Regions from separate parts of the Mus musculus genome. Here regions 1 and 2 are each linked to region 3. Evidence: chromatin loops called from intact Hi-C (ENCODE). Cell type or tissue: heart. All regions are shown on one strand.

The links. Peaks named below come from ENCODE experiments on the same cell type or tissue, not always from the same donor. Only the 100,000 strongest peaks of a DNase experiment are listed, where the experiment ranks them.
Region 1: it touches region 3 in a loop (5-fold over the local background); 6 of 42 quality-filtered maps call a loop at or near these places.
Region 2: it touches region 3 in a loop (5-fold over the local background); 8 of 42 quality-filtered maps call a loop at or near these places.

The regions. Positions count from the first base shown.
Region 1 is chr11:75,766,154-75,774,153 of GRCm38, reverse strand. Doc2b (double C2, beta) reads left to right here. Exons shown (of 9, transcript NM_007873.3): 7 at 534-615; 8 at 1,535-1,631; 9 at 2,086-5,884. The coding sequence ends at 2,222. Among named protein-coding and RNA genes, the nearest start is that of Gm12339, 26 kb to the left of the region's middle. In heart, no CTCF peak of the experiment used is centred here; a DNase peak (open chromatin) is centred at 4,693; H3K4me3 peaks cover 612 bases; H3K27ac peaks cover 254 bases; H3K27me3 peaks cover 1,992 bases.
Region 2 is chr11:75,710,792-75,718,791 of GRCm38, reverse strand. No RefSeq gene overlaps it. Among named protein-coding and RNA genes, the nearest start is that of Ywhae, 18 kb to the left of the region's middle. In heart, a CTCF peak has its summit at 4,657 (motif pointing left); no DNase peak of the experiment used is centred here; H3K4me3 peaks cover 429 bases.
Region 3 is chr11:75,963,454-75,971,453 of GRCm38, reverse strand. It overlaps a transcript of Rph3al not described here. Among named protein-coding and RNA genes, the nearest start is that of 1700016K19Rik, 32 kb to the left of the region's middle. In heart, CTCF peaks have their summits at 633 (motif pointing left), 4,237 (motif pointing right) and 4,768; DNase peaks (open chromatin) are centred at 4,273 and 4,763; H3K4me3 peaks cover 1,841 bases; H3K27ac peaks cover 3,295 bases; H3K27me3 peaks cover 3,080 bases.

The DNA.
Region 1 (8,000 bases), 200 kb after region 3:
GATTTTATGGTGTGTGAGTTCTTAATAAATCTAGGGTGTGTGTGTGTGTGTGTGTGTGTGTGTGTGTGTGTGTGTGTGTGTGTGTAAGCTCTTAGCTCGTGGGACTGGGGCTAAAGTCAGTTTTTAGAGCATTTGCCTTGCATGTGTGAGATTTTGGGTTCAGTATCCAGCACTGTAATAACTCCAATCCCCCTCCCCCCCCAAAAAAAAAACAAAAAACAAAAACAATGACAATGACAATTCCTGAACAAGGGACAAACTCTGGTTTATAAAACTGGCTATCCTATGGGAGGCACGAGATTTGTAAAGATCCTATTTCCAAAGCATAGAAACATTCTCTTCTGGGGCGCAGGTACGCCTGGGGAACCCTGCAGGCGCCTCAGCGTTCCCCACATGTGGGCAAGCCAGGGTCTCCAGGTTAGGACAAAGGTGACCAGGGACGCATCTCCAGGGTAGAGCCCCATAGCTTCTGCTAGCACCATCTGCAGCTCACAGCTCGCCTAGCCTCTGATTGTCCCCAATTATCATTCCAGATATCTGAAGCCAGATGTAGACAAGAAATCCAAGCATAAGACAGCAGTGAAGAAGAAAACACTAAACCCAGAATTCAATGAGGTATGGCCAGGCTCCACTGGGCTTCATGAGAGCTGTGGGGCTAGCCTGGGCTGGGTGGGGGTCTGGAGGGGCTTGGTCTTCAAAAGGGTACTGTGGGGAACTGGGAAGCGGTAAGAGAGGGTAGGGAACAGTTGCCTCAGCCATGGTAGGTAAGGCTCTACCAAGTCTACTTGGCAATAGGGAAGCTCGTGGGACTAAGAAGGTTGATATTGAATCAGGTAGGGGTGGAAAGAGAGGATGTTCAGCAGCGTGTGAGTGACCTTCTAGATGACAGGGTTGGGAAGAAAGATGTGGAGAGAATGAGGAGACATGCTAGGTAGGCTGTGGAGACTCAAGACACCCCAGCAGGCGTGTCAAGATGACTCTGGACACAGTGAACCCAATACCATAAGCTTACTACGGGACAATTTTGCAATTTCTGTTTGTAACTCAATTGCACAGGTCTCAAACATGAACTTGTAGATGAGAAGTCCTGAAGTGAAGGCATACCCGCTAGGGCCACTGGCAGAACAGGACAGTGGGTGCCCAGGTCCTCAGAGCAGAGGGTGGGTCACAGACCTGGGGGGTCTTCCACTGAATAAGTTGGAAGAAGAGCAGAACGCCTGGGGCCTGATTCACGGCCATGGATTCACAGGCAGAGGTGACAGCAGGTGCTTGGGAAGCAAGGCCAGCCCCAGAGGATGGCAAAGACTCTTCACTAAGACAGTTCATCGCAGCCAGGGTCTCTGCAGCATCTGGGAGCAGCTTGAGGGAGACAGAAGGGCACGAGGGTGGAGGCAGGGGCCTGCTCAGCCTCCCTTTGGGAAGAAGTGGGCAGCTTGGTTAGAGTGACCCCCACATTGACCACCTTGAGGCTTGAGCACATGACAGACCTCTCAGCCAAGTGGCCTTGGCTTTAACACCCTCTTCTGGCCAGCAGGAATTCTGTTACGAGATCAAGCATGGAGACCTGGCCAAAAAGACTCTGGAGGTCACTGTCTGGGATTATGACATTGGAAAATCCAATGATTTCATCGGTAAGGTACATGAAGGGAAGGCCACTTAGCTGTGTGCCTGTCCAAGAACCACTTTACCCCTAGTGAATGGGATCTCAGGCACTCTCCAAACTATAATCATGTGACAGAAGAGAGGCCCAGGGAGGGGAGACCTCACAGCATCTGTGGTGACATAGAATGATGGTCAACTCCCGAGTGGGTCAGCACTCAGAGCCCATGGGACCACAAGTTTCTGTGGGCATGACATTGGTACACAATGGGCCACTGTAGCCCTTCCTCCCCCTTTTCACTCCCTACTATGTACCATTGAACCCTGCCCCACACTGTTCTGGTCCCTGGTAGAGGAGAAACATGACATCAAACACTGGGTCAAGTGGGAAGGGTGTGGCTGGAAGCTAGGGGCTGTCCACACACAAATGGGTCTGGACGCTGGGGGCACTGAAATCCCTAGCTGCCCCTCTGATCTCTTCCGCAGGTGGTGTGGTTCTGGGCATCAACGCCAAGGGCGAGCGCCTGAAGCACTGGTTTGACTGCTTGAAGAACAAGGACAAGAGGATTGAGCGTTGGCACACGCTCACCAATGAGCTCCCAGGGGCTGTACTCAGCGACTGACTGTCCCATCTGCTGCCACCCACCCTTGCCACCCGGCCCACACAGGTCCAACCCTGGGCTTTCTCAGCTGCCGCCAAGGGCAAGATCCAAGTTGTCTGCTCGGACATAGACAGTGCAGCCCCTGCTAGGAGGCCAAGAGCACCCAGCCTCCCTCAGAGGGACAGGAAAACACAACATGATACCTGTTCCAGCTCCCTGGGCATCCAAGCTGGCCAGAGCTGGGGGAATCCTCAGCCTCAGCTCCATCCAGAGGAAGGGCTATCTACAGTGAGGACCTATTGGAGGTGAGGGGTGGAGCCCTGCTGCAAGCCCAGAAATGGGGGTACTCTGGCTGCCTGGAGACTACAGGGAGGACAATGGGCAGGCAGAGCCCAGGACTCCAGGACAGACAATGTAGCCAGCCAGAGCTTCCAACTTGCTTGTGCATTGATGGGCAGATAGACTCCGTGAGCCTCTGGGACGGGGATTCCCACTCTAGCAGGGCATCTGGGTGCACATATTGCTACAAAGGGGTGCAGCATACCAGAACCAGCCAGTTGTCTGCAGGGGCTGTGGGTACTGCTGACTGCTGAAGGGTGGAGGGCAAGGAAGGCATCCCATGAGAGTCAGGGCTCAGCACAGTCTTGAAAACCCAGCTGTGGCTTGAAAGCTAGGAGAAAACCAAATACAGAAAAGAGGAGGCCTGAAAGAGGGTACCAGGGGACAGGGAGCCATGGGGGCCTAGGGTTGCGCTAGGGCAGCATTGGGCTTTTAGGCAGGAGCTAGGCTTAGGGATGTGTACAAGCACTTGGGAAACAATGTTCAAACCCAAGCTCTCCCATTTGATCTTGCTCCCAAGGGGTCTCAATGCACACTGCTCCTGTTCTCAGCGTAAATTCCCAGTCAGCTTCAGGGGAATGAGAAAGGGATCCTACTAATGTGGAAAGAAGCAAGCATCCCTCCTGCCCACCTGTCCCTCCCTTCTTCATCCCCTCAGCTCAAGCTGGTGTTAGGTCCTTCACGGCTACCTATGGCATCCTGGCCCTATCAAGACAGTCAGGACCAGCAGTGGAAAATAGAAAGCCTTGTTTGGGGGAAGGTGGAGGGATGGGGGTTCTGCCCTCAGGAGCTGAGAACTCTGGCCTCAGTTTCTAGGAAAGGGTAGGACACTGGTCAGTCTTGAAGCTCCCAACTGCCTCCTGCCAACTGGGATTCAGGAGCACAGGGGGAACAGGGAACCAAGGAGTTCCACCATCATCTCAGAGCCCCATTTTCCTCAATCCATCACTGAGTGATAAGACACTGGGGTCCTGCCCTAAGCCTAGAACCCTCCTACAGCTGAAATAAGAACTCGGGGTCCCAGAACATGATTCCAATCCACAGTGCTCACCAGCCTTCCCTAGTTGGCAGGGAAAATAGGTCTCTAGCTCTCCACAGCACCAAGCCACCTGTTGCTTGTAAGAGACTGGGTTTCCCTCTTTAAAAGGTGTCGCCTGTTACTGAATTGGCAAACGCCTTCTTATTGAATCTTCACCATCCTGTGTGGTGGGAGGCATGGTCAACCCATTTTATAAATGAGATGGCTCCAGAGTTGTTGATAAACTTCCAGGGCCACCACGGTGTGAAGGGCTGAAGCAAAAACTCCAAGCCTTTTGACTATCTGAGGACAAGGACTCTCAGGTCCCTCTCTCCGGAGTTAATGGGGCTTAGTGAGGTCTCTTACAGAGAAGTCTTGTTATTGTCAGCCACCTCACCCTCTAGCTGGCTTTGAAATCATTTGTGCCATTTAGGATTTGCCAAAGGCTACAGCCAAGCCCTGGAACTCAGCTGTCCCACCCCCAGCCTGAGGTCAAGGAACTTGGGGGACCGGCCTGATGTTTTCCCCATACAGCTAGAAACAGGAGCAGATATTTAAGTGCACCTGGTTGAGCTCTGAGTAACTCAGATTTTGCCTTTTGGGGTGCTTTGTTCAGAGAGGAGTTTAGAAACCCCCCGACGATACAGAAATGTTTATTATACCTAAATGTTTATTATACCTGAGGTGACTGAAGCTCATCAAAAGAACAGGTGGCTCAGGTGGACAAGAAACCTGGATCCCTGTTGCACCAGGCAGTAAGTGGGTTTGGGACTCAATGATGATCCTTGCCAATCCCAGGGACAGGCAGGGTGGGAAGCAGGGCTTCTAGCCACCTAAAAAGTGATGGCCACTAAAAAGTGATGGAACTTTCCCGGATCCTGGAACGTTTCTAAATCCCCAGTACATTACATCTCTACTAAAGGGAAAAGGTCCTTTGAGAAGTTTCAGAATCAGTTCAGTCTTTCATTCCAAACGAGTATCTTCCTTCTGGCTCATCAGCGTTGCAAAGAGGAAATTTGATACCAAAAACAAAGGTCATTCCAAAGTACTGTCAGTAACCAGGGCCTCTCTTGATGCCCATCATCCACCTCGCGTCCTGGTCTCTGCCCCGCCCTCCACCACCGTTAGCCAATCCCTGAACAGTCCCGTCTTCCAACCCAGAGTCAGTGACCTCCTGACCTCTAGTGGCAAAAATGAGGAACTGCACCTCCGTGGCCCGCCCGCCCGCCCGCCCGCCCGCCGAGCTCGGGCCAAGCGTCCTGCCCTCCGTCCTTCTCCAGCCAAGTGAATCTCCCGATGCATGGACTCTGGCTGTCCTCGACACGGACTCGTGCACTGCTTACAGTTTTGCTGCCACGTGACGACTGCAGAATACATCCTCAAACTGCAGCGCCACGAAACAATTTTTGTAATCTTGTCTGACCTTCCCAAAGGTGTCCTTTTTAAGTCTTATTTGTTAATATTTATAACGATATATAATCAAAGTAAATGAGAACGTCGTACTGAGGTCGCACTAGCTTGGGAAACTCCTTGGAAGATCTGGGGGGAACAAGCGAAAGACAACTGGGGCTTATATGTGGCGTTTACTTTTGTTTTTTGAAATGCATTTGTAAACCAGTCTAGCATCCAACTTGTGATGATCCTCCTGCCTCTCATTTACAACTCTCCATTTGAAACAGGCTCCTAGGTTACTTATGGAAAAACAGGCTCAGAAGTTTGAATATGTGAGGCTGATCAGATGCACCTGCCACACAAGCCTCAGGATTAAGCGTGATCCCTGGAAGACAAAAAGGCAAGACTTTCTGGTGTGGCCCACACCTTTATAATCCCAGCACTTGGGAGACAGAGGCAGACCGAGGCCAGCCTGGTCTACATACCCAGTTCCAGGACAGCCAACAAACAAAAAATTCAGGATATGCAGGTGGTGGAGGCCAAGGCCATAAGTTCCAGCACTCAAGAGACAGGCAGATCTGAGTTTGAAACCAGCCTGGTCTACAAGTTGAACAGCCAAGGCTACGCAAACCATTTCAAACACACACCCACACACACCCAAATCAGGATGTGATGTGACATTAATAATCCCAGCAATCCCAGGGACCATATGGGAAGTGGGGATTGGGGAGTTGCCCAGAGCCTTCCTGCCAACTAACCTAGAATAAACACCCAAAAATAAGATCGTCCCTGTATCAAGCTTTAAGGTGTAAAGTTATCCTCTGACCTCCACACAATTGAACCAGCTTGCACGCTCAGTATCTCAACCTCCCTCTATTTCCCTCCCTGTCCCTCACTTATACACACAATAAAATGTTAAAATAATGAGTTAAAATGCTTGTACAGGATTAGTGCTGACCTGGGGCAGATTTCTCCACGGACAGACATGAGTTAGAGGAGGCCAGAGAGGGCACTGGGATGGAATACTTGAGGTTATGTTCTAGGTGGAGGGAACAGATGTGGCCTCTTGGAACAGGGGCAGGCTTGGTATGGTCAAGAACCTCAAGGAGCCCAGTGTGGCTAAGTGGGATGGGCAAGGAATGAAAGCCGAGTACTGACAAAACACCAGGGCACATAAAATATTTCAAATGTAAATTTATTTTTTACTGAACCCAAATGTTCTGGGGATGCTACTAAATCAGCCCACACTTCAGGGGACAGGGACTCCTTGCAATGGAGTACCAACTGTCCTTGCAAGGGCTAATCACCTTCACAGCCTTTCCTGCTTTTAGCAGCTCTAAAACTCTGAAAAGCCCCCTCTTGACTTTAGCAGATTTCTCCATGACCTCATGGTTACAGGCGGGCCTTCGACTCTTGATCCGTACTTCCTGAAGCTCTAGACAGGTTGGGTTTTTTTTGTTGTTGTTTTGTTTTTTCAGTATCAAATTTACTTGGATATGCTCATGAAGCACTGGGTGGAGATGTGTTGCAGTTTAGAGAACTATTGTTCTTACACAAGACCTGACTTCTGTTTAACTACATGGCAGCTCACAACTGCCTGTAACTTCAGTCCGAAGGGATCAGATTCTTCAGGGAGGAACACTTGCTTACATACCTGTTGCACAGACATAGTAACACGCAGGAAAAACACTTAATACTCTGCACTTGGAAGACAGAGGCAGGCAGACCTCCGAGGCTGAGGCCAGCCAACTGGCCTCAGATCAGCCAGGGCTAAGAAGAAAAACCCTGTCTCCGGAAAACAAAAACAAGAGTCATTGTTTATTACTTAGGTTTGCTGGCTACACAGAAGTCCATTCTGGAGAAGCCAACTTTGTGACAGTGACACCTGTATGGCCAGGCTTAGAGTAAAAGCTCAGTTGGTACAACACTTCTCAGTAAATAGGCTCCAGGTTTTGTCCTCAAGGACACACCTGTCCTCCCAGCACCCGGGAGATGGAGGAACTTGAAAGCCCTCCTGGGCTGAATTCCCAGGCCAGCCTGAGTAATATGAGACCCAACCTCACAACAAATCAGAATTAGGTATTACTTCACAGTAAGGATGAACTCAGCATCAGGCTCTAAGGCTGGATGGCCAAAGGGTTTTTTTGTTTTTAAATATTTCTAATTCATTGTTTTTGCTTTTTTAAGACAGGGTTTGTATGTGTAGCCCTGTCTGTCCTGGAACTCATATGCTGACCTGGCTGACCTTGAACTCACCTGCATGTCAGAATTTCTTGTTTTGGGTTTTTTTAGCTTCACTATTTAAAAAAAATTTTTTTGCCTGAATATATACTCGTGTTTGCTGGTACTTGTGGAGGCCAGGTGTCAACTCTGCTAGAACTGGAGTTACAGGCAATGGGGAACGTCTCAACTGAGTTCTGGGAACAAGTCCACTGTAGTGTGCTCTTACTCACTGGACCATTATCCCTTCCAGCCCTACGTCCACTACCTGGATCAAGTCCACCAATCAGCTAGTGTTTGGTACAGTAACACTATGAATAACTGCGTTTCCCGAGTGGCTTTCCAAATGGTCAATGTCTTATGAGTCTGATATTGGCCTTAACTATCTGGAAACTTTATGTTAGATATAAAGCACTCAATCATCGGAAACCCCTTTATGACACTGAAGGCAACTGTCTTCTATCAATCTGATGAGAAAGGAATTCACAAAAAGCATTATTTCACATGGTAGCCTGTGCTAGAGATAAAACTAGAGTCTGGCCATGTGCATGCCTCTGATCCTAGCAGCTTGGAAAGCTGAGGCAGGATAGCGCCTCAGTTAGCTAGCCTGTGTGACTGGACCTTGCATAACAATCATGGCCTACCCCAGATTACAGCAGTGTGGTACTTTTAGAAAAAGTCAACTGCTAACTGCTTTCTAATAGACATCTCCAACCCCAGCATTGCAAAAGGAATGTTTTCTGACTCGGGATATTTACAAATACACCATGCTATTCTACCCACAAACACCTCAGCACCCACCAGTATCTTATTTACTGCAGCACCTTCAT
Region 2 (8,000 bases), 250 kb after region 3:
TAGATTATTTCTAATACGTGAGAGACCTTTGGTTTGGCTGGATATGGCAGCTCACGCATGTAATCTTAGTATTCAGGAGGTTGATGGAGCAAGGTTGCCAGGAGTTAACGGAAAACCTAGGCTACATATGTGAATATGTGGAAGTTTTATCTCTAAACATACTGCTGAAAATACGACTGGGGTGTTTGGGTGGTTAATTGGGTGCCTGCTGCCAAATAACATGAATTTGAGCCCCAGGACACACATGACAGGAGAGCTGACTTCAAACTTGTCCTTTGGTTCCATATGCATGTCATGGCACGCACGTCACACACACAGACACAAAACGAAGCAAAAGTTGAAAGAATATATCTAGTTATGGTGGCCCATACTTTTATTCCCAGAATATGGGAGGCAGTCAGAGGCAGATCTCTGAGTTTGAGACCAGCCTGGTCGGCATAGAAAATCCAAGGTACCCAGGCCCATGCAGTTAAACCCTGGCCATATAGACAGACAGACAGACACACAGATATTCTAAAAATAGAAAACTGCAGTGTAGAACATGCAGTGTAAACATGACCCTGTTTGGTCAGTGTTTGGCATATGCTCTAAGGAATCTAGCTAACACAGATATTTGTTGGTTTTGTTTTGTTTTTTGGTTTTTTTTTTTTTTTTTGGTTTTTGGTTTTTGGTTTTTGTTTTGTTTGGGTTTTTTTGGTTTTACAAGACAGGGTTTCTCTGTGTAGCCCTGTCTGTCCTGTAACTCACTCTGTAGACCAGGCTGGCCTCAAACTCTGAAATCTGCCTGTCTCTGCCTCCCAAGTGCTGGGAGTAAAGGCGTGTACCACCACTGTTCGGCAACACAGATCCTTGTATATTCATGTTTATTGCCACTCTACTCTTTAAGCAAGGAGGAATCAACCTAGGTGTCCATGAATAGATACATGGATGTGAAAATGTGGTACACCTGTACGATGGAATCTTATACAATCATGAAGAAAAATTAAATTTGAGCTGGAGCAGTGGCTCAGTGGCTTGGAAAATGCACTGCTCTTTCAGAGGAACTGAGTTCAGCTCCTAGCATCTCTGTCAGGCAGATCACAATTGCCTGTAACCTCAGCTCCAGGAGACCAAACACCCTTTTCTGACAATGTAGGCATCTACACACACATACACACATACACACACACGACACTCACTCACACTATACATACACACACACATTTAAAAAAATGAAGTTTACGGGAATATGCATGAAACCAGAAGTTATTGAAGTGACCCACACAGAGGAAGACATATACAGCATATTCTCTCTGTATATGTGGGATCCCAGCTTTTAATCTGAAGGCATACGTATTTATATGGAGGCAGGAGTTGGGAGAGATTATAAAACTGGAAGGGGGCCCATGGGAGGGGAGAGAGAGGCTCTGAGAAAGGAGGGCTGTGGTAGTTTGAATGAGGAACATCCCCCATAAGCTCACTGTTCAGAGAGATTCAGCTGAGGAAATATGTTGAACAAAAAAAGAACATGTAAAAGATAATACAATACTCAGGCTCTCTTACAACTAATTATGATTTCTTTCTTAAGGCAGCTGTTCTGGCTCTCCTCACTGCCACACGGCTTATAAACGCCATTCTTGGGCTTTTATGATTTATGTATTCATTTTATGTATATGAGTACACCATAGCTGTCTTCAGCCACATTACAGATGGTTGTGAGCCACCATGTGGTTGCTAGGAATAAAACTCAAGAATAGTCAGTGCTCAAGCAGGGCCTGGTGGCACACGCCTTTAATCCCAGAGGCGGATTTCTGAGTTCGAGGCCAGCCTGGTCTACAAAGTGAGTTCTAGGACAGCCAGGGCTACACAGAGAAACCCTGTCTCGGAAAACCAAAAAAAAAAAAAAAAAAAAAAAAAAAAAAAAAAAAAGAATAGTCAGTGCTCTTAATCACTGAGCCGTCTCTCTAGCCCACACCATTCATTTTTTGAACCCGGGTCTCACTGCTTAGCCCTTGAACTCCAGCCCTGGCTAAAGCAAGACTGCATTCAAACAAACAAACAACAACAAACAAAAACAATGAGCAAAACAGGTAATAGATGCCATTCCTTTTGTTGTGTTCTTTTTGCTATAACACATGACTCTTGATAGCATTTGGGCCCTGGCTCAAGTCAATTGTACCAATGCCCCTTGGCATTAACATGATCAAGCCCTTAGCTGTCACATAGATGGGATTCACTATAAAGTTGGGATCCCTAGAAAGTAGCATGTCCTGTTACTGAGCCACGGCCTTTAGGACCTACAACATCAAAGCATGCCAACATTAGAGATACTGCACATATGTTTGCCTGTGAATCCTGTGTCTATAGCATGAGGAGGCCGGAGGAGGCCATTAAGTCCCCTGTACCTGGAACTACAAGAGTTCTGAGCTGCTGTGTGTGTGCTGGGAATGGAAGCTAGGTCCTCTGCAAGAGCAGTCAGTGAGGTGAAACCACTTAGCCTCCTCTCCAACCCTGAATATTTTGAATATACTAAGTAATTTCTGTTGGGAGAAAACTTTTGTAAGACATTTCTATCCTTCCTTGCTTTTTTAAGGCATTTTCTGATTGGATTAATAGAAAGCAGAACAGCCAATAGGGAGACAGGAGGGGGTAGAAGAGACTTACATGGAGGAAGGAACTCTGGGAAGGACTCTGGGAAGGACTCAGATGTGTAGAGAATTCACCCACCAGGCATGGGGAAAGAACAGGTGTGGAGACTGAACACAAAGGAAAGACCTACTGTGGCCGAACATAGATTAGTAAAAATGGGTTAATAGGCGCCTCAGAGAAAAACGTTATAAATGGTGTCCAACGTGTGGGCACGTATATCCAAGGCTAGAGCCCGAGAAAAGTTCCAGACGGAACTTTTTCCGGCGGTAGAAATCCAAACTTAGGCATTGGGCAAGCCAGGCGTTAAAGAAGTGAAAGCGCCTGGGAAGGCGGGAGAACAGATGTGGCTTCCTAGCGACCCAGTCTCGCAGGCCAGTGCTCACAGTGTGGCTCCTTTAAGATGCCCCGCTGTGCAGCAAGTGGGCAGCCAAAGCAGGGTTAGGTTGCAAAAACTGCAGAGCAGGAGACAGTGTCCCTGGAACAAGCACTTCCCGGACAAAGGGCAGAGCCACAGTGTCTCTGGCTGGCTTAAGAATGCTCCCTGTGGGGCTGGAGAGATGGCTCAGTGGTTAAGAGCACCAACTGCTCTTCCAGAGGCCTTGAGTTCAAGTCTCAGCAACCACATGGTGGCTCACAACCATCTGTAATGGGATCTGATGCACTCTTCTGGTGTGTTTCTGAAGTCAGCTACGTGTAATCATAGAAATAACAATAAATAAAAAAAAAAAAAAAAAAAGAATGCTCTCTGTGAATGACTGCCCCTTCCGCGTCAGTAGTGGAGGCCGTAGGGCTAGACCCTTAAGGCTTGGCTCACGTGATCAGAGAATGGCTGCAGGTATGCAGAAAGTCAGGTCCAGACCAAGAATGCCTTTGAACAGGTACAGTATACTTGAAAATGTGCTTAGGTGCTGAAGAAAGAAGAAATTCGATGTAGTTTAAAAATAAAAAGTAGTTTAAAAATAAAAAGTAAAGTCTCCAAAGGAAGGTCAGAGAGCAATAGACATCTTTTGAAAGATGCATGGATGCCAGAGAAACTGAATATACAGTCATAGAATTGCTGAGTTTGAATATAAAAAGCAAAGTCTACGAAGGAAGAGAAAGAGAAACAAGTAAATAAAGATGTTTTGTACCCGGGCATGGTGGCGCGTGCCTTTGATCCCAGCACTTGGGAGGCAGAGGCAGGCGAATTTCTGAGTTCGAGGCCAGCCTGGTCTACAAAGTGAGTTCCAGGACAGCCAGGGATATACAGAGAAACCCTGTCTCGAGACAAACAAACAAAACAAAACAAAAACAAAATGGAAAACACGGGCTGGAGAGAGGTTCTGAGTTCAATTCCCAGCACCCATGTTGTGAACCACTATATATAATGGAATCCGATACCCTCTTTTGATGTGTCTGAAGACACCAACAGTATACTCACATATATAAAATAAAACTTAGCCAGGCAATGATGGTGCACGCCTTTAATCCCAGCACTTGGTAGACAGAGGCTGTCCTGGAACTCACTCTGTAGATCAGGCTCGAAAAACCAAAAATAAATAAATAAAATTTTAAAAAATTGAAAACACAATGAGAGAGGGCACCTGAACCCCATATAATTTTGTTTTGATTATAAGCATACAAATAATTGTATTCTGTAATGATCACAGTTCTTTTTATTATTAGTATGTATGTATGTATGTATGTATGTATGTATTTATTTGGTTTTTCTGGAGACAGGGTTTCTCTGTGTAGCCCTGGCTGTCCTGGAACTAACTCTGTAGACCAGGCTGGCCTCGAACTCAGAAATCCGCCTGCCTCTGCCTCCCGAGTGCTGGGATTAAAAGTGTGCACCACCACTCCCGGCTGATCACAGTTCTTTATAACCTCTCAGAAAATAAGAATAAGGCAGACTTAGATAAGGGAAGAACTGAGGAATAGATTACTAGATTAAAGGCCATGGAACAGAAATTATAGGCTTCTTTAAATCAGAGTAAAGCAGCTGATAAATCCAATCTAAAGCCTATGGTGCCACCTTGTGACAAGAATGCAGAATGGCAACCCATAGAGATGCAATATTCTGAAGTAAGAGTATAGATTATGTTTAATGATTCCAGCTTAGAGCAATGTCATCCAATAGCTTATATATTTCATTTTGTACAGTTTGTAGTCTTAAAGTATGTATATGTGTTACTACATCATACAATTGATTCCTATTCAGGATTTCAAGAGGCTTTTACCTAAAGCTCTAAAAAGGATGATTCTAAGATTGCACATTTATTAGAGTTGGTAGCTATCTTGTAGATTCCTTTGCAGATTGAAGCTGATGATGCCCTGGCATGTGTATCCATTAGAGTACAACAACTTTTTTAGACATAGTGGTTGTACTGGCTGGTTTTGTGTGTCTACTTGACATAGCTGGGGCTATCACAGAGAAAGGAGCTTCAGTTGGGGGGGGGATCTCCATGAGATCCAGCTGTGGGGCATTTTCTCAATTAGTGATCAAGGGGGGCCCTTGTGGGTGGTGCCATCCCTTGGCTGGAAGTCTTAGGTGCTACAAGAAAGCAAGCTGAACAAAGCAAGCCAGTAAGTAACATCCCTCCGTGGCCTCTGCATCAGCTCCTGCTTCCTGACCTGCTTGAGTTCCAGTCCTGACTTCCTTGGTGATGAACAGCAGTATGAAAGTGTAAGCTGAATAAACCCTTTCCTCCCCAACTTGCTTCTTGGTCATGATGTTTTGTCCAGGAATACAAACCCTGACTAAAGCCGGGCGTGGTGGCACACGCTTTAATCCCAGCGCTCAGGAGGCAGAGGCAGGCTCATTTCTGAGTTCGAGGCCAGCCTGGTCCACAAAGTGAGTTCCAGGACATCCAGGGCTATACAGAGAAACCCTGCCTCGAAAAAGAAAAAAAGAAAAAGAAGCCAGGCATGGTGGCACACGCCTTTAATCCCAGCACTTGAGAGGCAGAGGCAGGCGGATTTCTGAGTTCGAGGCCAGCCTGGTCTACAGGCTGGTCCAGGACAGCCAGGGCTATACAGAGAAACCCTGTCTCGAAAAACCAAAAAAAAAAAAAAAAAAGAAACCCTGACTAAGACAGTGGCTTAGAACATATTACAGATATATATTATAATCCTACTGGTGAGACAACTGTAAAAAAGTTCTAACTACAGCGTGAAGATGCTCATAGAACAAGAGCAGAATATGAGATCTACCAGAGACAGATTAAATAATACTTTATTGACTTCAAAAATTTTAAATGACAATGAGTCAGGTAGCACAGCTATTGAAAAAAACTCTGGATTTTAGAAAGAACTGTTGCGTTAAATCAGCCTATATATGTTATAACCTCAGACTGGGAAGTCAGGAAATGTGTTGCATTATGGGAGAGCTTATGCCTTTGTTTCAACAGAAAATGAAAAGCTGTGGACTCCTTCAAAATGAATAAAGATCAGATTAGACTGGGGTGGGAAGAGACCTCCTGAAAATCTTGACTGCAAACAGGAAGAAACCCAAAAGAATGAACAAGGGATGGATGGGGATGCTGCTCCCTCTGCACGGGGACAGCCCTGAGACTGCTGAGACGTGCAGGTCTATACAAGGCCAATAAACTTTCTTGGTGACAGTCATCAGGACTTGCATGCCATCCCTCCATATGGCATAGATGGAGATTTATATTAAAGTGTGGCTGTACAGACTTACAAAGTCTGATGCCTTTCATCTGAACCATCTTTAGCTGACTTGTGCACAAAGAACATTCCATACATGTGTTAATGCAGAGATGTATATTATCTAAAAGCTTCTGCTTTCAGAGCAAAAGGACGAGACACCAATGAAGACAAGTAGCTCAGGTGATCCAGCCTCACATGCTGTTTCCTCAAAAATTTACAGCCAGGGGCTGGTGAGATGGCTCAGTGGGTAAGAGCACCCGACTGCTCTTCCGAAGGTCTGGAGTTCAAATCCCAGCAACCACATGGTGGCTCACAACCATCTGTAACAAGATCTGACGCCCTCTTCTGGAGTGTCTGAAGACAGCTACAGTGTACTTACATATAATAAATAAATAAGTCTTTAAAAAAAAAAATTTACAGCCAGGAAAACCTCAAAATGGCTAGTTAAGATGGTCCAGCCTCACACACTGTCCAGCCAGGACTTCAGTTAAGCCCTCCCTGAAAGTCTTCATCACAAGAGACTGGACAGCAAATGATACAGCTTGCTTTCCCAGGATTGGGCATTATCCCAATTTTCATAGGATTCCCAAAAGATACCACTGACAGTAGTAAGCAGGCTTAAGAGAATGAAGTCCCCATTCCCAAGAGGTGGGGTGGGTGGTTATGGGTTGTTGGTTGAGTTGCTGATGTCGTTTGGGGAGGTTGGTCATAAGTTGTTAATGATCTTGGCTAGGGAGGAAACAAAGTAAAGGAGATCTGTCTCAGGCATCACTTTTTCTTTTCCTTTCCTCTATCCTTCTTTTTCTCCTATCCAGTGTTGGGGAAGAGAGGATGATAAGGAAAGTGTGTGTGTGTGGTGGGGGGTATGGGGATGGTGCGATGAAAGGGTAGATTATTCAATCTACTTTTAAAAAAGGATTTACTATGCCGGACTGTGGTGGCACACGCCTTTAATCCCAGCACTTGGGAGGCAGAGGCAGGTGGATTTCTGAGTTTGAGGCCAGCCTGGTCTACAAAGTGAGTTCCAGGACAGCCAGGGCCATACAGAGAAACCCTGTCTCGAAAATCAAACAAACAAAAAAAGATTTACTTATGTAATTGAGTACACTGTAGCTGTATTCAGACACACCAGAAGAGTGCATCAGATCCCATTACAGATGGTTGTGAGCCACCAAGTGGTTGCTGGGAATTGAACTCAGGACCTCTGGAAGAGCAGTCAGTGCTCTTAATCACTGAGCCATCTCTCCAGTTCTATTCAGTCTACTTTTAGACTAAAAAACAACTACTAGACTCAAATAGTTTACATTGGTATGGATTTTTGTACGATAGATTTTTTTTTTTTTTTTTTTTTTTTTTTTTTTTTTGTTTTTCGAGACAGGGTTTCTCTGTGTAGTCCTGGCATGCGCCACCACGCCCGGCTCTATGATAGAAATTTAAGGTTAGTTTTGGTACAACATATTACATGTTTCACCTTTTGTTTTAAGGTATTGTACCTATGTAACTATCTAAAATGTAAAGCTCTAGTTCTTTTGAACACTACTATTACAAACTGTTTAGGATAATTAAGAATTGCAAGATAGTAGTCAGTCAAACTCGTGGTCATGTTATGTACAGGTTTAGTTTATTACAAAAATAAGCTTTTATTTAGCCTATTGCAGATGTTTTCAAAGTAAAATAGTAAATAGCTAGAAACAAGCAACATTTGCCTATTCAGATATACTTTA
Region 3 (8,000 bases):
TCCAGCCCCCACCATCCCTCATTTTTTGAGAAGGGTTTTACTCTGTCCCTGAGTGACCTTGAACTCCATGGCAGCTCTCCTCCATGCTGAGGTTGCAGGCATGAGCCACTATCCTGGCTCCTCCCAGCTCTTAGTGGCACCAGGTAGTCCTCTTTTGTGTGTCTTTATTCCTTGAATGTCTGTGTCTATCTTCACATGCATGACCCTCACATGTGATCCTTCTTGTGGGGTTTAGAGCCTATTAGATATTGAGGATATCTTACTGTGAAATACTTAACTTAAGGTCTGCTATGACTTTTTTTTTTTAATTATTTACCTTTATTTTATGTGCATTGGTATTTTGCCTGCATGTATTGTCTATGTGAGTCTGTCAGATCTGGGAGTCACCACAGACAGTTGTGAGCTGCCAGGTGGGTGCTGGGATTTGAACCTGGGTCCATTGGAAGATGCAGTCCACTGAACCAGGTCTCCAGCCTCGACTTTTTTTTTTTTAAGACAGAGTTTCTCAGGGGGCTGGACAGATGGCTCAGAGGTTAAGAGTTCTGGTTGCCTTTCCAGAGGTCGAGTTCATTTTCCAGCAACCTCATGGTGGCTCACAACCATCTATAGTGAGATCTGGTGCCCTCTTCTGGTCTGCTGGCATACACGCAGGTAGATTGCTATATAATCAATCAATCAATCAATCAATCAATCAATCAATCTTTTTAAAAAAGAAAGACAGGGTTTTTCTGTGTAACTTTGGCTGTCCTCAAACTCAGAGGTCTGCCAGCCTCTTCCTCCCAAGTGCTGAGATCAAAGGCATTGCACTACCACAATTGTGTTCTCTCTCTCTCTCTCTCTCTCTCTCTCTCTCTCTCTCTCTCTCTCTCTCTCTCCAACTAAACAGGTCACAGTCACAGGTTCTGGGTTTGACGTGGACGCCCCCCCCCCCATTTTAATCCATCAGACCTGTAACTCTAAACCCCACTGTCTTCCCCGGCTCCATTTGCCTCCTTCACAGTAAAGAGGAGGGAGCTTTCCTTTCCTTCATCATATGTGTCCTACAGATTTAAGATTTGGGGGCCTCTCCAGGAGCCCCTGATGGTCTGAGACAGCTGTTTGACTCCTTCTGAGCACTTGCCTAGAGAGGTCACCCTCAACCTCTACAGGCTGGGGTTCCTGGACCGCAGGTACCTTCTTGACCTGGGGATCCTTCTTGACTGCTGGACCTCAGCTGTTGTATGCAGATCTCTCTTGGCCTTTGGGCACGTCTCGTGGAGATAGTCCTGCCCTCTCCCACACTGCTCTGCCTTGCTACTGCAAGCTGGATTCCCTTCCCTTTCATAATCTGCTAGGCTGGAAAGTGGCTCTTGGTTCTCACTGGGAGGAGGGGTATTGGTGTGAGAGGAAGGTGACTTCCAGAGGACATTTAACAATGTTTGGAGGCACTTTCTCTTGTCATAACCCGAGTGGCAGAAGTGAGTTTATACTACTACTTAGTACAAAAGGCTAGGGAGGCTGCTAAACAACCCGTGATGAACAGAATAGCCCTTGCTGAAAATGACAACAGTGTGGTGGCCCAGTGGCCCTGCTCTACCTCTGTGCCTGTCCTAAGCTTCAGAATAGAGGCCAAAGTCTCAAAAAACATCACCTCCCCATAACTCTGCTTCTACAGGGATGCCAGTTCTAATGACATTCTGCCAGGGAGATGCCCTTCCAGGCATCCTGGATGGCCTAGAAGAATCTGTTTGCTCATAACTCCCTCCCAAGGAGCTCAGATGGCAGCTCTCATTGGCAGTGGCGGTGGGGTGGGGAGATAAGGTCCAAGGACCAGCTTGGTCTCTTAGGGAGTCTTGGCAAAGGTCCTTATCATCTATCCATCTCACTGGGAGGTTCCAGTCAGAGTTGTGATGAGGAAGGAGTGTCCTCGCTAGCCAGACACCACTGCTCCCTTATGCATCCGAGTCCATTCTCATCTCTGCTGTAAAAGCTCTTGGGAAGCAGAAGCCCTTCCAGTTTGTTCACCTGAGTCCCCGGTACCTCAACATAATTACTCTCTGTTGCAGAACAATGGCACTGTGTTGACAGTGAATGAAGAGTCTGCCTTCTTTAGAGGACAGGTGGGCCTGCAGCTGGCAAGGAGAAGCTGGGGATGGGACTCAGTTGGTAAGGTGCTTGCTTAGCACACACAGACGATGTCTCTGATTCCAAGCACTGCATAAACCCTTGCTGGCACAGGCCTGAAATCTCAGTCTGAGAAGGTGGAAGAGAGAGGCCTAAGGTTCAAGAGCGGCCTCTGCTACATACAGAGCTTGAGGCCAGCCAGGGATACGGGATCTTTAAAATGGACCTGTGGTCTTCTTTTGTCTTGTTTTGACAAGGTCTTTGCTCTATTGTCCATTTTGTCCAGGAGGACATCGATGGCCTTGGACTTGTGATCCTCCGGCCTTGATCTGCCGAATAGCTAGGACACCGTGCCCTGGTTTTTGTTTCTTCCCTCAAGTTAGAGACAAAGGGCACTCTGAGCACTGAGCTACACTCTGACCCCATCTGTAATCCATTCTAAGAAAGAAAAGTTTGCTTGGATCAAAGAGCGAAAAGGATGAGGCCAGTGTGAATTTTGCCAAGTGGATGTGGAAGAGGTTCCCCTATAACATGGAAGAAAAGTTAACAAGGATAAAAGAACCTTGGAACAAGAGCCCATGCAGCTGGTGATTGGCCTAAGATGGTGAATATATTCACATTCGTGGACCCTCTTCTCTTACAGCCACAGATAGACAGACAGACAGACAGACATATGTGGAAGTATGTCCCCCTTCCCATTTAGTGGGCACGTGAGAATCACCAGTGAGGATGGGGCCATTTCACACAGGAGCAGGACTGGAGGCCTAGGCTGTGTCTCCTCTCATATACAAGATGCCCCCAGGTAAAAGCTAAACAAGAACAGTTGGTTGTATAAGGCTGGTTGTATTGCTGTGATGGTGGGGGTTGGGGGAGGCCACATGAGATACCTAGGAAATAAAACTTTAAGGAAACTGGCAAGAGATCGCTCCTTAGTATAACCCAAGTACCAGTTTGAAGTACCACCAGCGCCCACTAGAAGCCTTGCTTGTTGGAGGAGGAAAACCTTTGCAGGCTAAAGCGCTGACTAAATTAAAGCAAGGCAATGGGGGTAATCAATCAATTTCTCATGGCCCATTTTCCAAAGAGAGGCTGGGCATCCCAGAAACTAGTGCACTGTAACAGGCTATGCATGATGTACTATGAGGGACTCCTAAAAGGGAGCTTGTGGGTGGACAGGTAGCCCTGAATCCTTGAGATCTGAGGATGAGGGGAAATGACAGGATGGAGGCGATGACGGTTACTAACTCCCACTATTGACCCTTACAATGAGCCAGCTGTTAGGGGCTTCCCCCGCATTCGGTTCTCATTCTTCTCTCCCTCCTGAAGAGAAGACAGAAGCTCAGGCTTCACTGCCTGATACAGAGTGGCAGTTTATATTAAGTCAAATTAAACGAAGTAACACATCCAGTCTCTTGTTCCTAGTGGCTAGGGCAGCCATGCAACATCTCTGTACTACAGGAAGTTTCCTGGCAGGTCGCACAGATTCACACAAGATCGCATTTTCCATAGGGGAAGATCAGAGTCCAGATGAAAGTCGATATGACCTAGGGACTAATCGGGGCTGCTGAGTTAATATGACAACCAGGAATCCCAGGCTTTTCACCTGGCTACTGATGTCTAAGGCCATCTCAGGATTTTTTTTTTTTTTCCTTAAACATTTAGTCTGAGGGGCTGGAGAAATGTCTCCACTCCGCTTGGATGCATATGCACCATTCAGGCGTACAGCGGCTGGAAATGAATACAACTTGATTCATTTTGAACTGGCAGTCAAGACAAAGCAGACAAGAGCTTAGGCTCTGGGCGGCTGCTTCCTTTGCAGACTGTAGCATCCATTCGCCTCCTCCAGTCATTTATTCCACAAACACACATTGAGCACCAGCTAGTGTTAGGTTTCCAGAAGCCCTATCTTTTGCCTCCTGGGGTTGCTAAGAAGAGGCTTGAAGCTCCTTAAAGAAAAGACGGAGCTGTTCGTTATCTGTAACTAAAAGGAGCCCTCGAGATCCACTCCGTGCCAAGATGAGCCATCTAAAGGGGGATGGCGCCTATCAGATGGCCTCGGGCCAGAGCTCTTCAGTTGGCAGGAACAGGTCCCAGGTCAGAGAGGGGCGGACCGGGGCGGGGCGCGCGCCCGGTACCTGAGGTGGCCGCCAGAGGGCAGCCAGGGAGCGCGCCCGGACGGGGCGAAGCCCCAGGTAAGTGTAGCTAAAGTGGGGCCACCCCCCTTTCTGGGGCCCAGTCTCTCGGGGCCCCGGTGTGTGTGTGTTTGGCTCCAAGATGGGGGCCAGAACGCGTGCACGCGATGGTCCGGGAGCTAGGGCTCAGATCCTGTAGATGTTGGAACCTGGGGTGGGGACCGTTCCTGAGCACCGTTGGGGCGCGGGCAGGGCCTGGTGCCCAGCTGCCCTCCTAGGTTTGCCCGCCCTCTATCTCTCTCCGTTGCCGGAGACTCCGGGCTGCAGGAGAGCTGTCCCGGGACAGCGCCGCGGTCCGCTCCGCCGGCGCGCTCTTACTCCGGGATTTAGCCTACAGCCCGGAGCGGAGGGTGTACCTCGCGCGGCTCCGGGTGTGTCCCGGGCGCGGAGTGGCGCGGGGCGCGGGCGGCCGGTGGGGGAGGGGCGCGGGAGGTGCGGACGGCAGGCGGCGCTGGGGCGAGCGCGCCCGCGAGTGAGTCAACAAGTGCGGAGCCCAGCGAGCGCGCGCGGGCGGCGGGAGGGGCCTGCAGGTGGTGGCCAGCGTCCCGTCCCGGTCCCTCAGTGTCCGGCCGGGGTAGGGTGGGCAGGATCCAATGTTTTCGGTTTCTGGCGTTTGTGTGTGGGGTGTCCTTGGCCTTGGGCGCTCGGCTCAAAAGGACTGGCTGGCGTTCAGGAGTGGGAACTCGAAAGCACGTGGAGCCCTTGGGTGTGCAGGTGCAGGGTGGAGGGTGTCCTCCGAGTCAGCCGGTTCTGCCCCTGGAAGACCCCTCCCCGCGGCCAGACAGCTTTGGGGAAGTGTTTCAATCCACTCGGGGCGCCGCCGAGAGCTCAGGATGGCGACCCTCCCTGCCTGCTCCCAGGGGTCTCCGGCCGTCTGCGAATTCCGAGGTGGAGCAGGGCAAAGCGACCTGATTTTCCACCTGTGTGTCTGATAAACCTTAGCGGTTCCCTTGGGGGAAAGGTTGGGGGATGCTGAAAGTGGAAACCGGATCTCAGTGAGACTTGAGCCAGTGGGGTCCAGGGGAAAAGTAGCTGTCAGTCGGGTTGTGCAGCCGGCAAGCTTTGATCCTCGGGGCAGCAGAGGGCAGGGGAGGGAAAGGGGCATTCCTGAGGCCCCAGAGCAAGGCGAAAGCCTCTTGGAGAAGCCGGCCCCTATAGTTCAGGCTCTGTCTCGCCCCCACCCTAAGAGATTGCTCCTTCCATCGCTGCCTCCGAGGGCCACTTGGCTCCCAACTGAAAAAAGCAGGAACATGAGGTGATCTGTAAGCTTTGCTCACCGCCACATTTCCCACAAGTGCTCTGCACCTGCTGCTGTCCTCTTCCTTAACCCTGCAGCCCAGACTGCTGTCCTGCCACTCAGCAGAGGCTAACTGGCTTTCCAGTGAGCCTCTCTCGCTCCCTCCTATACCCACTCCCTACCCATCGCGGAGGGGGAGTTCTGGGGAGGGGGACGTCTATTTTGCAGCCTTCCCTACCGGTGGTCTTTATTTCTAGCCAGGCCTCCCTCCCTTTTGTTCTTCCCCAGTTGTTCCTTTCTCAGCCCCTCTTTTCTTGCTTCTACTTTCTAGGCCCAGTTTATGGCTTCTCACGCAGTGGTCTTGGGTCACACTACCTCGTGCTACTCCTGTCCAGGCTTTCTTTGGGGTGCCCCGTAGTCACTCAAAGATAGTCTGAGTCTGGACGGGTGTCTCAGTCAGGAGCCCTTCTCATTCTATCAGACTACATTTGCCTCTGAGGGGTCTGGCCTTTCCCCCCTGGAACCGGCTGGCCCTGACCTGGAACAGTGTAGGCTAGAATCAGACTCCTGCTGCAGCATACAATCTGACATGTCACCTCTAGAAGGAGCAGCTCTTGACCAAATAATTGACCCCTAAGAAATCCTTAGAGTCTCCGGTTTTCCTCAGGCCTTTCGGGGTCAGCTCCTCTGCTGGGTTCTCGGCCTTTCAGTCCCGGGCTATGTTCACACTGGTTTCCAATCCTGAATCTTCTCTCTTCCCCCTCAGGGTCAGTCACTCTTGTCCCTCCCTGTACTACTTGGCTCAGGTGCTGTTGCCTAAGAAAGCTTGATCCTCCTGCCTAGAATCCCACTGATCCAGGATCCCTTTCCTAACTCTGCATCCTTAGCCACAGCTGTCATGCTGATGGTATGCCTGATGGCAGCCTCTCAGTACCCCCCCCCCATACTGCACATCCTGGAGGTGTTCAGTGAACTGCCCTCAAGTTTCTGAGAACTTCCCATCCCATGCCTGGAGCCCTGCTCAAACTAGATCTCTGAATGGCTTGGTTACATCGTGTTCTATGCCAAGCTGAACATTCTCTGCTGTTGCCTTCTTAACCAAGAGTGGGCGTTCCGTGTCCTGAGTTGGGCAGTTCCAAGGGGCTCAGGCCTTCACTGGCTTTTAGGTTCTTGAAGCACTCAGAGAGGCAAACATCAAGATTATTGTCTCCACTCTGCCCATTGGGAAGCAAGCTCAGAGAGGGCCAGGGACCTGTCTGACTCACACAGCTGCGTGCGGGTGGGCAGACCAGAGGTGGAATTCAGTCCTGCGGGCTGCAAGCTGTCATTACATACAAAGATGTGTTGTTTGCCCTGAAGGTGTATGTGTCCCACATCTCCAGCGTCCCCTCAGTATTTGGCCCTGGTGTGCAGGGCATGCTGGTGGTGTGGGACTCTTCTGGACTCTAGGGAAAGGACTTGATCAGACAGATGGGGAATAGGATCCTTGCTTGACTCGAGAGGTTGTGACATCAGTCAGGGAGGCCCTGGAAACAAGCTGTTTCTGATCTGGCTTTAGAACTGTGGAGTAAAGAGCTCTGCGGGGTGGGGGTGAGGGGGTGGAGGTCCTCCGGTCTGCCCTTCCAGCGTTCCCTAAGTGCCCATCCCTGAGGGACACTTTCAGTCCCCCTTTTGAGCCTTCAAATAAGTTTCTTTAGGAGGCCTCCTTCCCTTCTTTTGCAGGCCACTGTCAGAGGAAAATGAGCTCCTGCTGTGAAATCCTGTTACCATAGCAACCGATAGTGCGAGGCCCAAGTCTCCTGCTCCTAGGTCTCTCTGCACTATGTGCTCGGAGGGGCTTTTTCTGTGTTTGCTGCCTGAAGAAATGAAATATTCCGCTTCGCTTTCCTTTTGTGTAGATATTAAATTCTTTTGTTTCTTCAAACCAGTGACTTCTGGGTACTGTTTGTGTCCCAGCAGGTTGTTGCCAGGCAGTTGGCGCACCATTAGTCATGACCCCAGGGTGATGACCCTGGTTTAGGTCACATTTATGAGTGACACCCAGTGCTCCATGGGTAAAAGCTATGCTGTCTTGAATGCTTGTCAGGAAAGAGGTGCAGCAAGCACTCTGGGGGTGGGCAAGCCAGTTTCCTTCAGCTGCTGTCAATAGACCTTGTCCATGGACACCACCCAGAACAGGGCACAGCAGACGTGTGAGGAAGACAAGGATGCCATGGGCAGTGATCACAAGCTATTAATATGGACCAGAGGTGGGTGGGGGTGGAGAGACGGCTCAGCGGTTAAAAGCACTGGATGCTCTTCCAGAGGTCCCTGGTTCAATTTCCAGCACCCATATGGGAGCTCACAGCTGTCTGTAAATCCAGTTCCAGGATGTGGCATACACACACACACACACACACACACACACACAGGCAAAACATCAATGCATATAAAAATAAATAAGTCATAAAAAACTTAAACAAAAGAAA